2 separate regions of the Homo sapiens genome follow, and region 2 is linked to region 1. The links are chromatin loops, found by intact Hi-C in ENCODE. Cell type or tissue: heart right ventricle. All regions are shown on one strand. Each heading gives the region's core, and the rest is flanking DNA. Links, peaks and the distances in the headings are about the cores only. Region 1 has its middle 72 kb from the start of IFNGR1. Region 2 has its middle 30 kb from the start of LINC03004.

The links. Peaks named below come from ENCODE experiments on the same cell type or tissue, not always from the same donor. Only the 100,000 strongest peaks of a DNase experiment are listed, where the experiment ranks them.
Region 2: it touches region 1 in a loop (2.8-fold over the local background); 4 of 110 quality-filtered maps call a loop at or near these places.

Annotation. Positions count from the first base shown.
Region 1 is chr6:137,286,176-137,295,836 of GRCh38, reverse strand. No RefSeq gene overlaps it. Among named protein-coding and RNA genes, the nearest start is that of IFNGR1, 72 kb to the right of the region's middle. In heart right ventricle, for the core only: no CTCF peak of the experiment used is centred there; a DNase peak (open chromatin) is centred at 4,176.
Region 2 is chr6:137,631,073-137,640,733 of GRCh38, reverse strand. No RefSeq gene overlaps it. Among named protein-coding and RNA genes, the nearest start is that of LINC03004, 30 kb to the left of the region's middle. RefSeq lists a silencer at 3,351-3,410 and an enhancer at 6,225-6,334. In heart right ventricle, for the core only: no CTCF peak of the experiment used is centred there; no DNase peak of the experiment used is centred there.

The DNA of each region.
Region 1 (9,661 bases), core at 605-8,604:
ACTCGTGTGGAGGAGGAGTGGTGCAGGGGATCAGTGACACATCACCAGGCTGAAGATCACAAATGTTCAGCTTGGCCACTCCACACTACCCAACACTAGTCACTTACTGTCTCTGAGCCATATTTGTCTGGTCTTAAAGTGGAGATATCACTAACCCCTGCCATATCACAGAGTCTATTTCTACATAACAAATGAGTCTAAAACAACATATATTTATTACATCACAGTTTCCACTGGGTTCCGGGGCACTTGTCTGGATCTTCTGCTTCAGGCTGTCTCACAGGTAGCAATCAAGGCAATCTGAAGCGTCAGCTGGGGAAAGATTCACTTGCAAGTTCACGTATGTAGAGGTGAAGGGAAAGCTTCCCCTTTGCTGTGTCAACAAAAGGAGTCAAACTCTGTAAAATATTTGAGGGGATTTATTCTGAGCTAAATGTAATAACCATGACCCATGACACAGCCCCAGGAGGTCCTGAGAACATGTGCCCAAGGTAGTTGGGTTACAGCTTGGTTTTATACATTTTAGGGGACAGCAGTTATAGGCAGACATCAGTCAATACATGGAAGGTGTACATTAGCTCAGTCCAGAAAGGTGGAACAACTTGAAGCAGGGGCTTCCAGGTCATAGGTGGATTCACAGACTTTCTGATTGGCAATTGGTTGAAAAAGTTAGGTTATTATCTAAAGACCAAGGTTTTTATTATGCAGATCAAGCCTACAGGTAGCAGGCTTCATAGCTCATATCAGATCTAAAAGGGTGCCAGACACTTCGTTAATGGTCTCCTGGATCAGGGAAAAGATCCAGAAAAGAAAGGGGATTCTCTACAGAATGGAGATGTTCCCCGTAAGAGACAGCTTTTTAGGGCCATTTCAAAACATGTCAAAGAAATATCTTTTGGGCTAAAATACTTGATTTCCTTATGGGTTTGCTAAATGTCGTGTGATTCTATACTAGAGCAAGACCGAAACTAGTTCATGGCCTGAACTAGTTTTTCAGGTTCACTTTGGAATGACCTTGGCCAGGAGAGGGGTCCATCAGTCAGTTGCGGGGCTTAGAATTTTATTTTTGGTTTACAGCTGTCAGAAGGTTGCTGAAAAAAATCAATTGACAAAGGCAGATTAATAGGAGAAATGGCACACAAATTTATTCACATACCATGAGGGAGAATCAAGAATGATTACTCAACATCCCAATGGGGTTCAAATATTTATATAGCCTTATTTTAGAGGGGAGGAGAGTGATGGGAATATAGGTAATTCTGTTAAGGGGCAATAAATGATTATAAGGGAGAATGAAAGAATACTTGGGAGGATGAATGGATAGGGGAACAGAGATTAACTTATAAATGATTCTCTTTGGAAATGGAATGAGCCTGAGGGATAGATATTTCGTGAAGGGGTATAATCAGGTCTGGTTACTTCTTGGTCTTTTTCTCTGCAATAGCTAGTGTGATAACAGGGAGAGGAAGAAAAACTAATTGTTCTTCTTGGTGGGTCTGTCTAGTCTTCATGTGGATAAGGAAAAAGTCATTCCCAGCATCTGTTGATCTCTTAAGAACTTTAATTCAAAATACTCATTATACCAGGGAGCCATATTTTGGGGTGAAATTCCCTGCACTCCTTCACTTACATGGCTATTGGGAGGTTTCAGTTCCTCTCCAGTTATAGAACTGAGGACCCCTCAGCTTCTCTCTGACTGTTGGTCAGAGGCTGCCCTCAGTTCCTTGCCACATGGGCCTGTCCGACAGGGCAATTAACTTCATCAACACCAAGAAGAAAGAGACTGCTGGGAAGACAAAAGTCACAGTCTTTTGTAATCTAGTCACAGAGGTTACATACATCTCATTATTTTTGCCATATGTTTTTGGTAAGAGGCAAGTCTCTAGATCCAGCCTGCACTCAACAAGAGGGGATCACATAAGATGTGAATATCAGGAGACAGGAATCAATTGTGGCCATCGTAGAAGTCTGCCTCCCTACCACAGGTAGGCACTGAATGGAAATCCAACAAGATGATGTGTTTGAAAACACTTAGAAGCCTGGTAAGGTTTAAACGTGGCCATTTCCCTACAGCTTAAATTTTCATAACTAGTATTGAATAGAATGCCATTGATTATTGCATTAATTTCATTCTATGCCTGTTGGTTAGAATGTGAGCTTGACCAGGTATTGGCACAGTGCCCTGCAAAGTAGCTGCCCAGGAACACACAGCTACTTTGTTTGGGTGCCTAGGGACTAGTTAAGGCATGGAAGCTATGCTACCAATAGGTTGACCATCCCTAATCTGAAAATCTGAAATCTGAAAGGCTCCAAAATCAGGAACTTTTTGAGCACCAACATGATACCACAAGTAGAAATTTTCCAAACCTAGCCTCATATGACAGGTTGCAGTCAAAATGCAATCAAAGCTTTGTTTAGGCCAAGAGGGGCAACACACACCTATAATTCCAGCACTTTGATAGGCCAAGGCAGGCTGATCACTTGAGCTCAGAAGTTCAAGACCAGCCTGGGCAACATGGTGAAATCATGTCTCTATAAAAAATACAAAAGTTAGCCAGGCATGGTGGGCTGGGAGTGGTGGCACATGCCTGTAGTCCCAGCTATTTAGGAGGCTGAGGTGGGAAGATCGCTTTAGCCCAGGAGGTCAAGGCAGCAGTGAGCTGAGATCACACCACTGCACTACAGTCTGGGCAACAGAGTGAGATGCTGTCTAAAAAGAGAAAAAAAAAAAAAGCTTGGTTTCATGCTCTAAGTTATTACAAATATTATATAACATCACCTTTAGGCTATGTGTATAAGGTGTTGTATTAGTCTGTTTTCATGCTGCTGATATAGACATACCTGAGGCTGGGCTTGGACTTACAGTTCCACATGGCAAGGGAGGCCTCACAATCATGGTGGAAGGCAAGGAGGAGCAAGTCACATATTACCTGCATGGCAGCAGGCAAAGAGAGAGCTTGCGCAGGGAAACTCCCATTTTTAAAACCATCAGATCTTGTGAGACTCACTATCATGAGAACAGCACAGGAAAGACCTGCCCCCATAGTTCAATCACCTCCCACCAGGTTCTTCCCATGACATGTGGGAATTGTGGGAGTTACAATTCAAGATGAGATTTGGGTGGAGACACAGCCAAACCATATCAGATGTATATGAAACATAAGTGAATTTTGTGTTTAGACTTGGGTCCCATCTCAAGATATCCCATTTGAAGTATATGAAAATATTCCAAAGTTCAAAGCAATCTGAAACACTTCTAGTCCTCAGCTTCCTGAGTAGCTGGGACTACAGGCACATGCCACTGCTCCTGACTTGACAAATAACTTTTTTTGTTGTTGTTTGTTTTTTGTCTGTTTTTGAGACGGAGCCTCACTCTGTCACCCAGGCTGGAGTGCAGTGGTGTGATCTCAGCTCACTGCAACTTCTGCTTCCCAGGTTCAAGTGATTCTCCTGCCTCAGCCTCCGGAGTAGCTGGGATTACAGGCACATGCCAACACACCGGGCTAATTTTTTGTATTTTTAGTAGAGACAGGGTTTCACCATGTTAGCCAGGATGGTCTCAATCTCCTGACCTTGTGATCCGCCCCCATTGGCCTCCCAAAGTACTAGGATTACAGGCGTGAGCCACCATTCCCAACCCGACAAATAACTTTTTTAATGAGCTTCTGAAACTCTCTACTTTGTAGTCTCCTTCTACCCAACCCCTAATAAATACTTTATAAAACATTTGAGAATACACAAGGCTTCTTAAGAACATAGTTATCACATGATCCCAGAAATGACTTTATGTGATTATGGTGCTGGTGGATCAGCCACCTCCTGGGATACTCCCCTCTCTGTAAGCTCTCATTTTCTTCAAGGTCCTCCTCAAATCCTACTCCTTCTTGACATCTTTAATTACTCAAGCCAGTACCAATTTTTTTCTTTATAAATAAAATTATTTTATACCTAATGTTACTGTCTTATGACAAAGCACTTTAAATGTTTATATTATTTGTTTCATGGGGTCAATTTTTTCTCCACAAGATGCTTACAAACTCCTTAAAAGCAGAAACCCTGTCATATGAATGTGTGCTCCACATGCTGTTCCAGAGCTCGTTAGCCGTGGGTTGAACAAACAGCTGAAAGGAAAAGGCTTAGAACTCTGTAAATGTGGAAGTTGGAAATTGGCTCAGTTCCACACTCAGCCCACACAAACCACTTCCCACACTAGTGTGGACATGCCCATCTTTTCCTGGACTATAACCAACTTTGAAGATAAGAACTATTTTTTACTCATCTTAGACTTCTCTCTTCTTCACTTTGTACCAATGCCCACATCCCCTGGAATAAAAATCCCACTCAAGTGGTTTGCAATTACACTGATCTGGCCCGGAAGTTATACCAAAGACCCATTAACTAAGAAATGAATCCAGTGCTAGAAAGATAAATGGTAGATTCAACACCAAGAGTACATTCTGACATGGCTACCTGGAGCCTCTGACTGGGGACCCCCTTTATTTACTAACCAAAGAAGATCAGCTGACCCCTGTGATACTATGGGTTTCCTACCCTTGCAATCCCTCCCACACCCAACGAAAAATATATAAATAAAAGCAGAAACAAAAAGAGACCATTTCCCCTCTTCCAAACCAGAGAGACCAGAATTCTTACAGATGGGGTCTATTCTGTATGGTAGGTACTTTCAGGTAGTATTGGACGTATGTAGGAAAGCCCTGCCCGGGCCTCTCCAATTAAATGGTGCCATCCTATGACCTGAGCAGCCTGCCAGCCTCCACCTCTACCTGGGCCAGGAGTCATAGATATGTGACTAACTGAGAAGATAAATTAACTTTGTTTATTTACTGGGCAGAATTAATCAATTCTACCACATTTTTATGTTATTTGGTGTTTTGCCAATGTCAATTCCATCTGTAATAGCTCCTTTCCAAGACCCAGACAATCTGTGTGTTTTATCTCATCTTTTTTCTGCAATCTGTGGGTTTTAATCACTATTAGCTGAGTTTCCCAGGAATTGAGGCAGCTGAGGAGTTGCAGGAGCCAGAACAACTGGCATGTGTCAGAGGGCAGGTAAATGCACTCCCACAAATGTGTGTTGGGCATTTACTTTATGCAATGTGCTGTGTTAATTGTTTGGATATGAAGACGAGTCAGATACAAGTCCTACCCTCAAAGAACTCAAAATCGTTTGTGGGAGATATGTTTGTTCCCCTTACACATACACAGACACACACCTAGTACAAGCGAGAATATGCCAAGTGATTCAGCAGAGGGATAAAACAGGTGCTGAGAGAAGACAGACGAAAAAGTGCATTCGGACTGGGGATATCAGGAACTTCACAGGTAAGTGAACATTTCAGATAGAAACTAAGACACAGTTACAATAGGCAAAGAAGACGTGGTTGTTACACTGAAGACAAATTGGCAATTGGTGGGTGTGGTTTTAGAATAAAAAATTAGTTTGACTTTTCATGCCATGAAGTTTCAGTAATAATAATAAAACTTTAATTGAGGTATTTCAACAATATACAAGATTATGAGGCATTCTATTATAAACAGAATAATGCTTTATTTAGTTATTCTATTGATAAGCATTATGCAAAGACATGAGTTTGGGTCTAGGAAATGTATGCACACAAAACAGGGAATATCTTTATTTCTGCTTCTGGTGGGCTACACAGTCATAAAGAGTTGAGAGACAACTGAGAGACTATGTAAACTGAACTCATTTTACCCACCAGTAAACTGTCAGCAATAGAATTTACACTAGAACCCAAGTCTTCTGATATTTACTCTCAAGTACATTCCACTAAAACCACCCTGGGAAGCTCCTGGGAGAGGAGGACCTTCTCTTCTTATTTATTTTTTCGGGAATGGAAGGACAGAGATAATGATGGGAAACTCATCTCATCCCACGGCCTCATAGGTAGTTACTTTTGCTTAGTCAGGAAGTTCACTCCTCCCAGATGGCCAGCTCAGGACCACCCTCCAGCCTGTCCTGGGATCCTGCCCTGCCTGATGCCCTTCCCTCTCTCTCCCAGTCTCACAGCCCTTTCTCCGTGGGTCAGCGATGGCTGCTTCAGGCGGGCTGGTTCCCTACCCTTCACTCTATTTTCTCCTCCATAGTTTCTAGTATTAACTGGGTAAGAGAAGCAAGCGTGCAAGCATGAAGACCCAAGGAGAATAGGATTTTCATCTGCTTAGTTCACTGCTGAGCAATGTTTGGCACACAGTAGGCCTTCGGTGTTTTCTGAATGAATGGAAATATTTTTTCTTTCCACCATTCAGTTAAATATTTCCATCCAGTGGAAATGTCTTCATGACTTCAGTCACTTCATCCAGGCTCTGGGGAACCAGGCCACCCCGTTACCACCCTCACCGGTATTAGCAGTCTTCGTGGGGAAGACAGATTAACACAGGCACTTTCAATTCCTTTCTTGGAACTCCATTTGGACACGCAGCTCTCCCTTTTTCCTAGTCATTCTGTTAATATTAATTTTGTAAACCCTCCAGATAAGGAACAATAACTTCAGTAAGCTCTTGCCCACGTCAAAGATTATATTACAAAGATGGACTACAGAGAGCAAAACACAGTTGGCAAGACCAAAAGCTCATGAAGATGAAGGATAAATTACCCAAGGGAATAACGGGTATATAAATACTTAACACATATATATTATACTAAGATATATTATACTATTATACTTAGTATATATATTACATATACTAATTATATATAATATATACTAAGTGTAACTTCTAAAATGTAAATGTATTATATTATAAAATATTGATTATTAAAATTTAAATTTTATAAAAACCTTTTTAAAAGTCTGTCTCTTTCAACAAAATGCCTAGACAACATCTGCTTCTAACACTAACCTACTCTGATAGGTAATTCTCTTCAATCGTGTTCTTCAACTGTGCAAAAAATAGTATTGCATTTTCTTAATATTCTAAGGAAAATACTCCTACCTCTTTTATTTCATGCTGTACTTCTTTTACATGTTTTTCTTGTCATCTCTTTTTATCTAGAAATTGAATGCCTGTTTCAATTTCATACTCCTTGGTTTCATTCCCACAAGTCTCTAAAAGTTAATTGGGTGGGTATTAAGACCTCTCACAAATTATCATAGTACTTAAAAGCAAAAATTTTAAGACAGAGCTACCAGATGTTGAAAAGGAATGTAAATAATCTACCATCTCTACACCTTCAAAGATATATAGGAGTCGCAACCAGTGTGGTTATCATTGTGGAAATACATCAAACCTGTTCATACTAGTTTTTATCTAGTTATGCAGAACATTTTTATCAAGTATCTACTGTACACCAGACCCTGTTCTGTATGCTACGATAGAGTGAATAGAATCCATGTCCTCATGAATTTTTCTCAGTTTTCCTATTGTGTGTATATGTGTTTGGGGTGGGGATGGAGAAGACTTGCCTGAAGGTTTGGAGAAATGTCATAGAAACTCAGTTTGAAATTGAATATTACAACCTCTTGTCTTTCAAAAAACAGCTCCTTGGCCATTTCCATCTTGTAGCTCCCTATATCAGTATTAAATGGGTTTATTATTATAGCTTTATGAAAAATCTTGATAATTCCCACCACTTTACTTTTATCTGAAAAACAATCTTGGCTATATTTTCAGTCTTTACTCTTTCATATAAACTTTTGAGATCAACTTATCAAAATTCATGAAAAACCCTGCGGGAATTTTGGTTAGAACTAGGTGCTCTTGTTTTTAATTCCAGGAAGAACATTTTGATATTAATTAATTTTGGAGGTAAGGTTATTGTTCATAAACATTCACACACCTACCTTCTTAGATGGGATGTGTTTGCCCATCACTTGTTTTGGAGCTGGACAGGTGGTTTGCTTTGGCCAATGGCATGAGGACTGAAATAATGAGATCAAATGCTTGAAAGATATCTCCATGATTGGGCTTATATTCTTGTACCTTAATCATCACTGAGAGAAGACAAATTAAGACTAGTCTGCTGGTCCAGGGAGAATAATGCAGAGCTGCCCAGCTGAGTCCACCCCAGATTGGTCAACCCCTATGCAACCTGCAAATGCTTGAGCAAGTTCAACTAAAATCAGTAGAATTGTCCAGCTGACCCATAGATATGTAATAAATAATTGCTTACTGTTGTATTCAACTAGATGTTAGGGATTTTTGTTACAAAGCAGTAGCTTCCTCTTACATTGCCCTAAAATTAAAACTGAGTTTTATAAATATTTGTAACAAATACAAGTTGTTTTATCTGCCCAGAAGAGCATCCTACTTTTCTTCTGCCCATTCTGATCATGTAGTTGTGGTAGGACATCTAATCTCAAACTCTAGACCCCTGACAACAGGTATTGGCACGTGACCAGGCTGAGTCCATAATGCTGTCTACTTCACATGACCACAGAGATTTGTCCAGGGTCAGGTGGATGACCTAAGTGAGGCCCATCATAACCCTTCCCATGGAATTTTCTCATTGAAGCTACAAGTGGAAAGTTTTCTCTTTTTCCCTGAGTGGGATTGATATGTATATGATTCTAGAAAAGCTGGTAGCCATGTCTTCTACCAGCAGAGAAAGCTGAAAAAGTTAAACCACCATGCACAGAGAAGCACTGAGTCCTCAAGGTGTTCTAGCCTGTGGTTCGCATAGACCCTGATCTTTCCAAGGCCTAATTGTTCAGTTCTTCACTCAGTCCTATGAGTCACTCCCAGTATCCTTCCAGCAAGTTCCTATTTATGCTAACAGTGATGCAAGTTAAGTTTCTGTTATATTCAATGGAGAGAAACCTAACTAATACAATAATTTTCTAAATTTAAATGAATGACAAAATAACCCTACTCAATCAGATAAATTGACAATTTTATGATTCATTTAGCAATCTTTCTACAAAATGCCAACTTTTGACACTTTATCTTAAAGTTTTTGATTGGCTACATTTCCTCTTAATTTAAAAAAATAAATTGTGAATTCATACTTCTGGCACTTCATACTGGATGAATAGTAGTTTTCAATATTTAAGTAGGTCGAAAGATTCTTGCACAAAATATTGGCCCTTCTATGGACACCTTTGAGCCAGTCCAACTCTATAAGAAGAGGAGATGACCCTGAATGCATAAAATCACAAAATCCTATCATAGTAAAATATTTGAGATATTCCCTTCAATTTACTGCATTTAAGGCCTTTGTGAATGAATTAAACTATGAACTGATTATGACCCTGTGCATTAGGCAACACATGAATATTTGAGGGTGAAAGAGTACACAGTAGGGGGTGAGAGTGCAGGCCCAGGGAATAGCCTGTCTGAGATCAAATTCTGGCTCCGTCCCTTAATAGCTATACCTTGTGACAGTTTCTGACCTCTTGGAACTATGTTTTCCTTAACAGGAAATTAAGGTGGTATTAATAATACTTCCACTATATGGTTGATTTGATTATTACATGAAATAATATATGTAAAATGCTAGATATGTATGGCTGATGCATAAGGGCTATGAGAGTGATGGCCATTAATAATAACAATTATTCTAGGTCTTCCATGATTCTAGGATCTCATGCTTTATTCTTATTTCCAAAGATAGCACTTCGAAAAACAATATACAGAGATCGTTTTACTCTAACATTGTGAAGAATGCATTTAAGGACTTAAG
Region 2 (9,661 bases), core at 990-8,989, 340 kb before region 1:
AACACAGAGGTGGAGGTGTGGGGTATGTTTGGCGTGATAGTGAGAATCCATCTCCAATGCCCAGAGGACAAGGCATGGGATAGGGAGAGAATGGAGAAGGAGTGGCGTTCCGGTGGGGAAGGGACAAAGGGAATAGAGAGAAGAGGGATGTGGCACCTGGAGAGCCTTGAATGCCGCGTTAATGAATTTGGACTACACGTTCATGGGCTTACTGTTTATCCTCCAACAAGTCCCCAAAAGACTGGGAATGCATTCTGTAAACCAAGGGGAGATGGGATATTGCAGAGCAGATATGTCTAGGTTTTATGTGCATGCATATGTGTATGTGTTTTGTGTGTGACTATGCAGATCTGATCTCGTGGCTAGGTGGCTGCATCCACGAGCACGTAGCTCTCTGACAAAGATAATGAGAATGGCGATAGCTAATTAGAATATTAGTGTCATAGATACTGTGAGCAAGCAGACAAGAGGCAGCTTTGTTCCAAGAGAGCCCTTTATTAGGAGTTGGCGGCATTGGCGAGATTGCCATGCACAGCAGCACCAATGCAAGAAGACATTAATTTCGCTTCTGCTGTTTCACAGACACTAGGTGGAAATCAGTTTCTTCCAGTGAAATATGTATGTTCTGTTCTAACCTTCTGGTATTGTATTCGGTATCAATATTCATTTCAGAAATATTAGATTATTATGAATGATAAGACATTTTTCCCCTAAAAATAAACTTCCTTGTGTTATTCACATGATATATAGGCAGAATTATTTGGTTTGGGACTCAGATAAATGCTGTCGGGAAAACATGAGAAGATAAAAATTTTGCCCACGCTTTGGTGGCGCTAATGTATTTTAGCTGGAAAATCGTCTGGGAATTGAAATAGAATGTTGGAGGTATCCAAGGTTACATATAATATGAAAAAATGTATAAAAAGAAACTACATTTGTTCCTCTCCCATAGTTTTTGAATATGTTATTAGTCCAATGGATCTTGGTAATTTCAGTGACAGATACTTATAATGATTTAACCAAGCCTGAGAACCTATCTGCAGAAAAACATGCAGTCTATCATGTCACCTTCATTTTCAGAGGAATTTCTCAGCCTTGAAACTCAGTAGGCCTAGGTTCAGAACCCTTGCCTGAGACTTCTAGGAAATAATGAGCCACTGTATACCTCTAAGGTGTGTCCCCCTAAAATGTTCCTTTCCCGTGTTATACTTTCTCTTTCATTTCTACATTTAGGACAGTGGTCATTTTCTAACCAGATGATGACTTTAGAAACACAAATTGTGGTTTTATTTAACATTGCAGGCAAATCCTGTAGACCGTGATCCCATAAATACGTGTTCATTCTGACTAACCCAAGATAGTGTGGTTAGAGGAAACCTTTGAAAACCTTGTTTCTTAATATAAGCAAAAATGGGAGTCTTTTAGTAATGAAAATTTGCAGTCAAATTCCATTTTTGTCTTTTATCTTCTGGTCTTTATAAGACCCTGGCAAGAAAAGACCCAACTCCTTCAGGCTAGAGTGGCACAATGAGGTAACAGCCTTATTGAAGTTTTAAACAAGAAGCCCATGAGCTAGTGCTCTTAAAACCTCATGGCAAATTTTATGTATGTTTCAGATCTACTCTGTAGGTTGCTCAGCAGAGGTCCCCCCTTGGCCACTAGCACACATAGCTCACACCAACTGCATACATGTGCCTGCTGCTGTTCTAGAAGGGTTTCAGATAGAAATCCATTTAATCCTCCCAACAACCTGAAGGAGTACAGGAATGTTATTCTGCCTATTTTAGATGAAACTGAGGCCCTGGATGATGAGTTGCTTGTCTCAGAGCCCACGGTGGTAGAGTCAGGATCTACACTCAAGCAGTCTTGTTGCAGAGCCTGTGTACTAACTTATATGCTCCTCTGATATACAGACATTATTTTTTCAAAACAATGGCCCCAGGTAGTAATGGTACTATTCTTATATCTTCTGTTTTGAGGGGATCTGCGACTCTGGCTCGGGCATTCTCTCAGCTCTCCAGTCGTTGAAGGATTTCTCTCTCTCTCTCCATCTCTCTCTCTGGCTCTCACTCTCTCTTTCTCTCTCTGCCACCACACACATGCAATTCAGTTATACATTTGTTCAATTAGGCCTAACCTCCAGTGCAAGGAAAGCAGCAAGCTTTACACTGCTTTCCCATTGGAGGGGCAATAGGCACTCAAGTCTGTCTTCTCCATGAAAGGAAGTCACAAATTTTCACTGAACTCTTCCACAATCAGCATAAAATAGTTATTTAGGGTTTGCAAATAGAAATAGAGAAAATTTTCATTGTGAACTGTCTTCCTTTCCAAAATTTTTTGTGTTTTGCTGTTGTTTATCTTGTTTTCTTGAGATAAATGTTTGTGTTTCTCATTTCCCCTCTTGGCCAGTTTTTCGGTATAAAAATTTTTGAAGCTGATACTTACAAACTTCTAACTCCTCTCTTCCTTTGGGCTTAGATACTTACCCAAACTGGAACTATATTTAAAAGTCTCCTTAATTGCAAGACCTTGACTTTATAGAGGTAAAAGGTCAATTTTAAAACCCATACCCTATACAGTAACCTAACTCAATTCAGGTGCTTTGATTGGTTCACTGCTTTGACAATTACAAGAAACACCACTAGCATCTGAAGAAATTGAAATCCCAGGACTGTCTTCACATCTAAATCCACAATGGTGCCTGGAGCAAATCATGGATCAAAATATCTGATTGGCCAACAACTGACTGGTAATTGTCCATAATTGATTCTCCTGTAAAGTGCAAATGATAGTTAGTTAACAGCAAAGAAATTGAAATATCCTCTCTTTAATGGTAAATTTTATATCTTCATTTAATTTTCAAAAGGCAGGAAAAATATTTTATAAATATCAACCTCCTAGGTCAATTTCTAAAACTTCCAACTTAATAATTGTTTAATATATATTTTGAGTTTTTTTTCTTCATGCAGCATGTATGTTGAGGTCACAGTATGTGAACAGATGGAATATATGGCAGGGGCCAACTAATTAACATTAAAGACAGGGGACCCATTGTCTTTCTATAACTCCCATCCATCTACCTTCATTTCTGTCACCATGGTACCTAGTGGTTCAATTACTGAGTGTTGTGAATAAACTATTAAACAAAACCAACTCCATATAATGCTGCTACTTGATGTTTAAGAAGCTATGCTTGAATATTTTCTAAATCACTGAAACCTTCTCAATAATTTCCTCTGATAAAGGAGGTGAGACTGTAGGGGTTTTTGTGCAATTTATTTAGTTTACAGACCAGTGGAGTGGGAACTGGCATATTTTAAATTGCATCATTGACATTCTTGTGGTTTCTAGCTGCAAGGGCCAACTCTAGAATGCCTCTGAGGTTGAGCCAAAGGAGCATGAGAAAGCATGTGGTTCTTATAAGCCCATATCACATGTAGCATGCTGGGGATTTCAAAAAAGCAGGCATTCTCCAGACTTGAATTAACTCCTGCTTCTTCCCAGAGCAGCCATTTCCTCATAGACTCGGATGGAATCAAACCAGGAAGCTCTAAGCAGCATGAAAGCTCTCAAATGTGACCTGTGAGTTTTTCCTAAGTTTTCTTGGCAGCCTGTGGCAGAAGAGCACTGAAAATAGATGCAATAGAATTACCATGTGATCCAGCAATCCCAGGTATATATTCAAAAGAATGCAAAGCTGGATCTCAAAGAGATATTTGCACACCCGTGTTCATTGCAGCACTATTCACAATAGTCAAGATGTGGAAACAACCCAAATGTCCATCAACAGATGAATGGATAAAAAAAAATATGGTATATACACACAATAGCACATTATTCAGCCTTAAAAAAGAAGGAAATTCTGTTATATGCTGCAACATGGATGAACATTAGGAAAGGAGAATGGTGGTTGCCAGAGGCTGGGGGAGGGGGAAATGGACAGTTGGTGTTCAATGAGTGTAGTTTCAGTTTTGCAAGATGGAAAGGTTCTGGAGACCTGTTGTATAACAATGTGAATATACTTTACACTACTAAATTGTACATTTAAAATGGTTAGGATGATAAATTTTATGTTATGTGTTTTTACCACAATTTTAAAAAATACAGTTGACCTTCAAATAACACAGATTTAAACTGCATGGGTGCACTTATACTCAGATTTTCTTCCACCTCTGCCACCTTTGAGGCAACCAGAACAACCCCTCCTCTTTCTCCTCCTCCTCAGTCCACTCAACATGAAAATGATGAGTATGAAGACCTTTATGATGATCGACATGGCACTTAATACATAGTAAATATATTTTCTCTTCCTTATGATTTTCTTAACAATATTTTTTTTCTCTAGCTTACTTTATTGTAAGAATACAGTATATAAGTCATAAAACACAAAATATGTGTCAATTGACTGTTATAGGTAGGACATCTGGACAATAGTAGGCTATTAGTAGTTAAGTTCTGGGGGAAGTCAAAAGTCATACATGAATTTTCCACTGCAAGGGAAGTTGTCAAGGGTCAATGGTAACTTCTAGTGTCCCCTTACCTTGAACTCAGGGGTTGTAATGAACTCAGCAGCTGGTCTGCAGAGGACCTTAGTGAGGTAATTCTGATTGGAGAAAGCTACTTTCCAGCTAAAATTACTTGCATTGGAGTTGACCAATGTGTAGAATGCCTGCCAGAACCTACATCCCAGAACCCTACTGGGCTGCCCCACTGCCTCGAAAGCTATTGTGGAAAGCCAGGAATCTTCTGAGAGTCTCTAAGTTCAGATGTGGAGAAAGATGGCACAAATAAAGAAACAAATCAACACACCAGCAAATGTGTTTGACTCGGGGAGGTGTCTCTAGGGGACAACGTTAACTTGGGGTAGCATATCCACATATCTTTTTTCCCGACATGCCCCAAAACTTGCAGAATTTTATACCTGGAAGGAACAATAATAATCAGTCAGAAGAAATATATTACCTCATTTCATAAGAGGAAAGTGAAGTGAAGGAAGGTAAGAGACTTACTTACGCAAGGACCTCCAGAGAAATGATTAGAAAGTTGAGTTTAGGATTCTCAGTCTCAAGGGGGATTTTAGGCAGAATCCATTCTTGAATGAGACATGACAGGAAAGACCAATATTAACAAACACACGGGACAAAACTGGCTCTATTTTTGTTGAAAGGAAAGCAGAGGTGGCAGGAACGGTGGGGTGTCATTTCCCCTCTCCACACCCCGAGCCCACCCTGGGCCCTAGAGGCATGCCTGTGACTGCCTGTGCCTCAAAACTCTGTAAGGCACAGTTTGAAGAGCACCCTAGCATACCACCACTTTTCACTGGACACTCCCACTACAGCATTTATAGAGGAGGTCATTATCTTACTTTGTAATTTTTGTTTGCATGTCTGCAGGAAGAAAGTTCAAAATAATAGCTACCATATATTGAGTATTTACTGTGTGCTGGCTTGCTGGCTAAATACGTTACAGACATTATTTAATCAAATCCACCCAAAAAAGTTATTGTTTTATCCCATTTTGCAGGCGGAAGAAAAAGGCCATGTAAAATAGGTTGCTTATAAGTGGCAGGACTGGGATTCAAACACAATTATGACCAAAGACCTGTGCCTATAACCAAAGCAGCAATCAGGCTTGTGATTGGTTCATCTTTGGATGCCCATTACCTAGCATAAGGCCAGTACATAGTAGGTGCTTCATAAAAATGCTTTGATTGAGATTCCTCTGGTTCACAGACATCATTTTAAAGTGCTAAATTTCTACAAAAAGAATAATTTTAAAATGTTAAACATTTAAAAAACAAAATTGTCAAAAGAAAAAAGAAATAATTTAAAAACTACAAGCGCAAATTTCTCAGGGAAGGTTAATGACTATCAATCACTCACACGTAAGTGTGAATTGGTTAAATCTGGTTGCTTTAACTGTTAGCTCTTGCCTAAGCCGCGTGGAATCTAGTGTAGTATCTAAGATCATTAACTAGAGTTGGGCTCTTAAAATCTTCTCTATCATTTAGTGGCTATGTAACCCTGGGCAAACCATCTAACCTCTCTAACTCAGTTTTCCCATCTGTAAAATGGATATTATGGTAGAATTTATCACCTGGAATTACTGTCTGGATTGGATGAATTTATTCAAAAGTATTTAGAACAGAAATTGGTCATAGTAAGCACTCAATAAAAAATAATATATTGGCCGGGTGCAGTGGCTCACACCTGTAATCCCAGCACTTTGAGAGGCCGAGGTAAGCAGGACATTTGAAGCCTGGAGTTTGAGACCAGCCTGGCCAACATGGTGAAACCCCGTCTGTACTAAAAATACAAAAAAATTAGTCAGGCGTGGTGGCACGCACCTGTAATTCCGGCTACGTGGGTGGCTGAGATATGAGAATTGCTTGAACCCCGGAGGCAGAGGTTGCAGTGATCGAGTCACTGCATTCCAGCCTGGGTGACAAAGTGAGACTGTCTCAAAAAAAAAAAAAAAAATCAAAGGGATGCCTGCACTTGCATGTTTATGGCAGCACTATGCACTATAGTAAAGGTATAGAATCAACCTAAGTGTTCGTCAATGGATAAATGGATAAAGTAAATGTGGTATATGTATATACACAATGGAATACCATTCAGCCATAAAAAGAATAAAATTGTATCACTTGCAGCAACACGGATGGAACTGGAGGTCATTATCTTAAGTGAAATAAACCAGGCACAGAAAGAAAAATATCACGTGTTCTCAGTTATATGTGGGAGCTAAAAATTTGATCACCTGGAAGTAGAGAGTGGAATAATGGATAACAGAGACTGGGAAAGATGAGTAGCGGGGAGAGGGGAATATAAAGAGAGATAGGTTAAAAGATACAAACATACAGTAAGATGGAATCAATTCAATGTTTGGTCAGAGCAGGGTGACTATACTTAACAAGAAAGTATTGTACTCAAGTGGTGGACTCTCTGAATGCCCTGACTTCATCACTACACAATATATACACATAACACAATTTCTCATGCACTCTATACATTTGTACAAATAAAAATAAATAAATAATCATTAATTACTATTATAAACCACAATGAAGAAAAGGGTATTATGTATACTTTTTGGCTTGGTTGTCATTGTTTTTTTTTTTTTTTTTTTCAAAAGGAGGGAGAGAAGGTAGGTAGTTTTTAAGCATGGTTTGGGCTGCTGAGATGGGAGACCAGAGCAAATGTACCAGGGAGTCCCTGGGCATCTGATGATGGACTATTACAGAGGATAAGAGTAATCTAGGCCGGGCGCGGTGGCTCATGCCAGCAATCCCAGCACTTTGGGAGACCAAGGCAGGCAGATCACGAGGTCAGGATTTCGACACCTGCCTGACCAACATGGTGAAAACTAGTCTTTACTAAAAATACAAAAATTAGCCAGGTGTGGTGGTACTTGCCTGTAATTCCAGCTTCTTGGGAGGCTGAGGCAGGGGAATCACTTGAACCCAGGAGGCAGAGGTTGCAGGAGTTGAGATTGCACCATTCCACTCTAGCCTGGCGACAGAGCGAGACTCCGTCTCAAATAACAAACAAACAAAAAAAGAGTAATCTAGACAAGGGCCAAAGATAGCTCATTTCAGGAATGTGCTTAAGACCTGCACTTATCTAGGTAAGGAAACAATACTTCTATTTCATTTTCATCTCTTCCACATCTCTTGGCAGCTGATCTGGACTCAATTTTGAGCTCTAGATCAGTCGTACTGTCAGAAAGAATTTTGTGGCTGGCATAAGTCTTTGGCAATAACAAAAATGAGGAAATGTTATAGCTTGCCACTTACTTTCTGATATGGTTTGGCTGTGTCCCACCCAAATCTCATCTTGAATTGTGGCTCCCATAATTCCCATGTGTTGTGGGAGGGACCCAGTGGGAGATAATTGAATTGTGGGGTCAGTTCCCCCATACTGTTCTCATGGTAGTGAATAAGTCTCACAAGATCTGATGGTTTGATAAGGGGAAACTCCTTTCACTTGGCTCTCATTCTTTCTTGGCTGCTGCAATGTAAGACATGCCTTTCACCTTCCACCATGATTGTGAGGCCTCCCCAGCCATACGGAACTGTGAATCCATTACCTCTTCTCTTTATAAATTATCCTGTCTCGGGTATGTCTTTATCAGCAGTATGAAAATGGACTAATATACTTTCCAATGAATGGTTACGTGTTTGGTCAGCTTGTTTCATCCAATTCTCAGGACTTGATCTACGAAAAGGAAAGCCAAAGACATAATAGAGCAGGTGTCCTGCTGGGAGAAGGAGCGGGAAGAGCTCTGCCATGGAGCAGATATGAATCAGGGAGGACTAAATTCCCAGTCTCCCTTGACTCTTTCTCACTTGGCCGGTGAATTAGTGGAAAAAGATAGAAAGACACAGGAAGAAACCAAGTACTTCCTAAGGCATCCCTGGCCTAGGCTGTGTTGGTCTGTGTTGCTCTGTCAGATCAGCAGGGGCATCAGATTCTCACAGGAGCATGAGCCCTACAGTGAACTGCATGTGAGGGATCTAGGTTGCCAACTCTTTATAAGAATCTAGTGCCTGATGATCTGAGGTGGAACAGTTTCATCCTGAAACCATCCCCCGCCACCCTCCATCCATGGAAATTTGTCTTCCATGAAACCAGCCCAGTTGGTTTCTATTACAGAGTTTAAGAGTAATCTAGGCAAGGGCCAAAGTTAGCACATTTCAGAAATGGTATTAAGACCTGCACTGTATCTGGGTGAGGAAACAATACTTATGTTTTATTTTCAGAGTCCCCTCTGATTCAGAGCAGACTAGGGGAGGAGTGGGAGCAGAGCTGAAAGTGAACTTGCAGTAGACCACCATACACTTCAAGGAGAATTGACTTTTTCCCTAACAGAAAAAGGGAAAGTTTCATGCTTTAAACTGTAGAGTACATGCCTGTGTGTCTTTTATTTTTCACTTATGTTTAATTAGATCTGAGAACAGGCTTACTGCTAAAGCTTAAATAATTAACTAGCATTTATTTGTAAAAGATAGATGGCCATAACATCATCTAGCAAAGTGGAGAAAATATAACTGGATTCTGTCTCTATCAAGAACATCCAGAAAGAGAGAGAGGTAACCTGGAAACTCTGTCAGAGGATAGTTCTTAGTCAAGGTAATCGCACAATACAACCTCTGCTTTACCATATAAGGAAATTAAACTTCTGGCTCCAGTTGCTGCCAGAAGTACTGACTATGGTAACTCCTGCTGTACAGCTCTGGCTCATCAGACCCTGCAACTCCAGCTTCCTTCCAGCCCTAAGGTGGTAGCAGCTTGCTGCTATTGTATTGCTAAGCACTGGGTTGTTTCTCGCTGCTCCTTATTTGGCTTCTCAGCTTTCCCATTATTGGTGAAACCAATTCCCTGTAACAAACTTTCTCATTGTGAAATATCTATGATGGTTTCTGGTTTTGTTTTTGTTTTCTTCCCAGTGGGTATCTGAATGCTATAGAGAGAATAAGAGAACTCTATACACACTTTAGAAATGAGAAAGAGAAAGTCCTATTTCTATCTTCCTATTTTAACATTGTTTAGGCTATTATTTCGTTATTTTGTGTCTTTCTTAATAGGTAGCTTTATGAAGCAAGCAATACATCAGCAAACAGATCTTGAGCACTTCCTTTCTATAGTGTACTTTAGTCATC